Regions from separate parts of the Homo sapiens genome. Here region 1 is linked to region 2. Evidence: chromatin loops called from intact Hi-C (ENCODE). Cell type or tissue: CD14-positive monocyte. All regions are shown on one strand. Each heading gives the region's core, and the rest is flanking DNA. Links, peaks and the distances in the headings are about the cores only. Region 1 has its middle 19 kb from the start of CD300LB. Region 2 has its middle 16 kb from the start of CD300E.

What was found. Peaks named below come from ENCODE experiments on the same cell type or tissue, not always from the same donor. Only the 100,000 strongest peaks of a DNase experiment are listed, where the experiment ranks them.
Region 1: it touches region 2 in a loop (7-fold over the local background); 1 of 110 quality-filtered maps calls a loop at or near these places.

What each region holds. Positions count from the first base shown.
Region 1 is chr17:74,511,151-74,514,063 of GRCh38, reverse strand. No RefSeq gene overlaps it. Among named protein-coding and RNA genes, the nearest start is that of CD300LB, 19 kb to the left of the region's middle. RefSeq lists an enhancer at 1,348-1,597. In CD14-positive monocyte, for the core only: no CTCF peak of the experiment used is centred there; DNase peaks (open chromatin) are centred at 1,203 and 1,953; H3K4me3 peaks cover 1,158 bases; H3K27ac peaks cover 2,054 bases.
Region 2 is chr17:74,638,661-74,641,573 of GRCh38, reverse strand. No RefSeq gene overlaps it. Among named protein-coding and RNA genes, the nearest start is that of CD300E, 16 kb to the right of the region's middle. In CD14-positive monocyte, for the core only: no CTCF peak of the experiment used is centred there; DNase peaks (open chromatin) are centred at 691, 1,493, 1,783 and 2,673; H3K4me3 peaks cover 1,869 bases; H3K27ac peaks cover 2,500 bases.

The sequences.
Region 1 (2,913 bases), core at 221-2,720, 130 kb after region 2:
ATGACATCACCCATCACATGACATCACACATCACATGACATCACCCATCACATGACATCACCCATCACATGACATCACCCATCACATGACATCAATGTCCCATAGATAAGCAGAACACTAAATTGATTCTGTAGAGTGAATATGGGATGGAAAAATCCAACTCTAATCATACCCTACTCACCAAGCAGGAAAGACATGCATAAGCTTCACCTGAAAGTCTTATTTTAGGGCATTGTTGTGTAATCCCAGCATTTTGGGAGGCTGAGGCAGGATGTTTGCTTGAGCCCAGGAATTTGAGACCAGCCTGTACTGGCAAGACCCCCCATCTCTATAAAACATTTAAAATAATAAATAAATAAATAAATAAATAAATAAATAAAAACAAAGGCTGTGATTCCAGGAGCAGAATATTTGGTAATGGAACATAAAGAAAGACAAAGGCCAGGCAGGCCATTCGAGGCATCAGTTCAAGTCCATGCCCATGAGCTGCCTCCTGCCTGCTCAGGCAACCTCCCAGGCAGCTGAAATCAGAAAAACAGATGAGGGTCACAAGCATTCAGCTTCCTGGAAAGGAGTGTCCCCAAAATAAATCACTTGAGTTATTGTAGGGTCTCAGTCTCTCTTCTTGTCTGGATGGTGGTCGGGTTCTAGATTTGCAGGAATGAGGACCAGACCCAGGTAAATTCACCAAAGTCGTATCCCAAGAGGAGATCTCCCAACCATGGCCTTTGCATCGTTTAACTCATCAACCTCAGAAGCACTGGGGGGATTGACCCAACCACATGAAACCAGGTTTCCATGGCCCATTTTAGAAGGTAGAATCATCCCCAGGGGCACAGGTAACATATGTCCATCTGCTGGGCCCCAAGCCCAGCACATTCTCCTTAACTCCCACCTCAATGTCACCACTTCATGTCCTCATTAAATCCCACAAGAGGGAGGTCAGAAAGAAGTTCTGAACTTTTTCTGACCTCCCTGCAGTGGGATGAATTTGAGACTCAACACAGGCAGTCGGGGGAGGGAAGAGGAACTTATATCATGAGTTGATAACAGCACTGCGTGACTTGTGCACTCGCCGCATTTTAAAGGCTGGCAGTACCCCATTTTCACAATGTCCATCTCATCTGTCCTCCCTGACAGCTCAGGGTGGTAGGCCAGGCTATTCTTGAGTCCACACTGGACAAGGCTGTAAATAGACTTGAGTCACCTTATTTGAGCTGAGTTCCTTTACCCGTGAAGTACCCTTTGAGTCATCCTTCGGGTACACCCCCTCACCAACCTAAACCTTAGTTTTTATAGCTGCAAGACGGATGGTGCATGACCTCTTCTTCCCCTTTCAGCCCCAACTTTCCATGACTCTGAGTCAGTTTCCATGACTCCCAGTTCAGGCCATTCTAGTCACCAACCAGGCTGGGCTGCCTCAGCCAGCACAAAATTTGAAGCTGGGGGGACTTGCTGCTTCAAAATATCTATAGAGAGTGGCTTTTTCTAAAGTCAACCTCTAAATCTCTGTCCCCAGGAGGAAGGATGTTCGCATTGACAAAGGGTGGAGGCAAGTATTGGGCCCAGTACTAGGGCCCCAGTGATAGGTCCACATTTGAGATAACAGGGAGGCCGGAAGCTCTGCCCTTAGCACACCTTCCTTGCCAGGTGGAAGCTCCCAATGTAGGCTTTGGAGGTCTGTTCCCTCAGGCACGTGGACTCAGGCTGTGCTTCATGCATTGGTCTGGAGCCTTGGAGCAGGCCTGGAAGAGGCTGTATCTCAGATTTGTGTTCTTCAGGATGTTTCTTACCCAGCATTTTGGACACTGAGCATCTGATTGTGAGGATGGAGTCCACACACTGAATGCGTGTGATTCTCTGGTGAGCAGTGTAACTTGAACTCCAGTGGAAGACTGCCAGGCCATGGAGGTGTTGGCAGCAGCCTGGGACTTCAGCTGAAATGTGACTCAGGCCACAGGGCCAGTCAGACAATTCAGGAAAACATGTCCTCAGCAAACAACCAAATAAGGCACCAGGGACCAATCCTGGAGAAACAGGGACCTTTCAGACAGAGAATTCAAAATAGCTGTTTTGAGGAAGCTCAGTGAAATCCAAGATAACTCAGAGAAGGAATTCAGAATCCTATCACATAAATTTAATGAAGAGATCAAAATAATAAAAAAGAATTAAGCAGAAATTCCAGAGCTGAAAAATGAAATAGACACACCAAAGAATGCATCAGAATCTCCTAACAGCAGAATTGACCAAGCCAAAGAAAGAATTACTGAGCTTGAAGACAGGTTATTTGAAAATACAGAGTCAGAGGAGACAAAAGAAAAAGAATGAGAAAGAATGAAACATGCCTATAAGATCTAGAAAATAGTCTCAAAAGGGCAAATCTAAGCGTTACTGGCCTTAAGAGAAGGTAGAGACAGATCAGGATAGAAAGTTTTATCAACGGGATAATTACAGAGAACTTCCCAAACCTAGATAAAGATATCAGTGTTCAAATACCAGAAGGTTCCAGAAACCAAGCAGATTTAACCCAAATAAGACTATCTCAAGACACTTAATAAAAAAACTCCCAAAAGTCAAGGATAAAAAAAAGGGTCCTAAAAACAGAAAGAGAAGAGAAATAAGTAACATAAAAGGGAGCTCCAAAACTTCTGGCAGTAGGCTTCTTGAGGGAAATCTTACAGGCTGGGAGAGAGTGGTATTTAAGTGTTGAAGGAAAAAACTTTTATCGTAGAATAGTATATCTAGTGAAAATACCCTTCAAACATGAAGGAGAAATACTTTCTCAGACAAACAAAAGTTGAGCAATTTTATCAACACTAGACCTGTCCTATAAGAAATGCTAAAGGGACTTGAGGTCAGGAGTTTGAGACCAACCTGGACAACATGGTGAAACCTGTCTCCACTAAAAATACA
Region 2 (2,913 bases), core at 295-2,794:
GTGGGGCTGGGGTGCACTGGGGAGAGGATGAGGGAATCAGAGGGATGACTAGAGTTTCAGGCTCCAGCCTCAGATGGGTGGGCTCTGCTGATAACAAACAGAGGCCCAAGGAAAGCGACTAAGCCAGGCCTGGTAGTCCAGAGGGCACAGAGGCAACCCAGGGTGTAGTGGGGAGCCCCTCCAGGGCCAGGCGAAGTCTTGCTCAGCATGAGGTCTGCAGCTGCAAACACAAAGTAGGACTCACACTTAGCAGGGCCTCCATATGCGGCAGCAGAATGCACAAATGGATTTGAGTTGTTCTGAACATTAGAGAAGCCCAGTGGGGAAAGGAATGCAGGGTCTGGGTCAGGTGCGGTGGCTCACGCCTGTAATCCCAGAGCTTTGGGAGGCTGAGGTGGGTGGACCACCTGAGGTCAGGAGAGGAGCGCCGTGTACCATCAAGACAGCCCTGGCAAATGCTTTTTCACAGTGGTCACAAAGAACCCCAGCAAGGAAGATGTGGCTGTGTGCTGGTGTGCAAAGAGAGATGTTTTTATGCACCCAGGGGACATGGGATGATTGCTGTTTTGTCACATGGGAGTGTCCTGTAACCCCCACCCTCCTTCCCAAAGAGCACAGACTGTGTCTGACAGCTGGTATGTGTGTGCACGTGCGCACATGTGTGCTTGCACACCTTCTGCAGGCTCCTCCTCTGTTCTAGCATCAGAGTCATATCTCTCTCATCTGTTTCTTTTTTCTTTTTCTTTTTTTTGAGTTGGAGTTTTGCTCTTGTCACCCAGGCTGGAGTGCAATGGCACGATCTTGGCTCACTGCAACTTCCTCCTCTCGGGTTCAAGGGATTCTCCTGCCTCAGCCTCCCAAGTAGCTGGGATTACAGGTACCCACCACCAATGCCCAGCTAACTTTTGTATTTTTAGTAGAGACAGGGTTTCACCATGTTGACCAGGCTGGTCTCCAACTCTTGGCCTCATGTGATCCACCCGCCTTGGCCTCCCAAAGTGCTGGGATTACAGGTGTGAGCCACCGCGCCCTGCCAGGGTGGGGGGTCCTAGCTAGGAATACATAGAAAGACTCTGGAGATTCTTTTAATAGGATATGCGAAACTCAGTGTATGTGTGTGTTTTCCTAGGGCATGGGTGTATAGCTTTTGTTACAATCTCAAGTGTATCTGTGACCTCAGCTCCCCGAAGTTAAGAACACAGGGGACTCTCTCTCGCCTTGAATCCTCCAGAATTCGCTCACCAGCCCTGTCTGGTGTGGATATGAAGGTGAAGGAGAGGCCTCGGAGGCTTAGGGCGGGACCCATGGGCTCCTAACAGTGGCATTGCTCATCTCTAATGTTCCAGGTCTTTTCTGGAGAGCCCTCTCTCCTATTCTAGGCTCTGCTTAGCACCGTCAACGTTGCATCCCTTAGTAGCCTGAAATAAAGGGGAGAGAAGCAAATGAAAAAGGAGACCCATGGGGAAGTTATTTGCACAGACGAAGGCAAGTGAGTCAGCTGTGCAGGGTGGGTCTCGGAGGAAGATGCAGGAGTCATGGGCGTGGTGAGGTGGGGGGCACTGGGGCTCGAAGCCCAGCAGTCGCTCACTTTGGGGCTTTTGTCCCTCTGCATAGGTGCTTCTAACGCTGCCAGCTCCTGATGCCAGCACTCCTTTCTCAGCCTGCTCTCTGCTCAAATTGAGTATTAAAAAAAGAAATAAAAGCCACAAATGGGCTGATGTGAGCAGATGGTTTCGGTCATAACCACAAAAACCTTCTTGTTTCCCGTTCCTGATCGACACTGCTCTTGCATAACGCCAAGTCCATGACACTGATGAAGAAAATGCTGGCATTATCTGCCTGTTCCAGGGATGATGGACTGAAAGTTTGTGTCCCCCTTCTTCCCCCACCAAAGATTCATATGTTGAAATCCTGACCATGAAGCTGATGGTATTGGGGGTTTGGGAAGCGATTAGGTCTTGAAACTGGAGCCCTCATAAATGGGATGAGTGCCCTCATAAAAGAGACTCCAGAGAGCTTTGTAGACCTCCCTCTCTGCCATGTGAAGATGGAAAGAGAAGGCAGTCATCTGCAACCCAGAAGAGGCCTTCGCCAGAGCCTGACCAGGCTGACACCCTGATCTTGGATGTCCAGCATCTATAACTGTAAGAAATAAATGACTGCTTAAGCTGCCCACTTTGTAGTATTTCAGTTACAGCAGGCTGAATGGAGCAAGACATAGGGTTGGCCACTGCAGGGCCCCCTCTTTTTTTCTGGACCAGAACGTGCTCGATGGAGTTTCTGGGCACCAAGAGACAGAGGGTGGTGGGAGAGTTCCCTTGTTCTTTATTCTGGATTGAAGTAAAATGCTCACACATAATTGATGTCATGAATTTTTTTTTTAAGTCGGCGTCTCAGTCTGTCACCCAGACTGGAGTATGGTAGCGTGTTCTCGGCTCACTGCAACCTCCACCTCCCGGGTTTAAGGACTCTTATGCCTCAGCCTTCCGAGTAGCTGGGATTACAGGCACGTGCTACCACGCCCTACTAATTTTGTATTTTTAGTAGAGATGGGGTTTCACCATGTTGGCCAGGCTGGTCTCAAACTCCTGACTTCAGGTGATCCAACTGCCTTGGCCTCCCAAAGTGCTGGGATTACAGGCGTGAGCCACCTCACTCGGCCCATGTCGTGACTTTTAGTATTTTTTGACCATGACTCACAGTGAGAAAGTTAGTTACTTGGCAATACTTGTATACGCATACAGAAAAAAAAAATAAAATCTCAGTGTTTATCATTATAACCTGAGATGTGCTCTGATTGATCCTGACATACCCTGTTACAGACCAAAACATGACTGAGGCAGGTCTCAGTGCATTAGAGGTTTGTTTAGCCAAGGTTGTCCAGGAAAAAAAAAACAAAACAAAACAGATCAC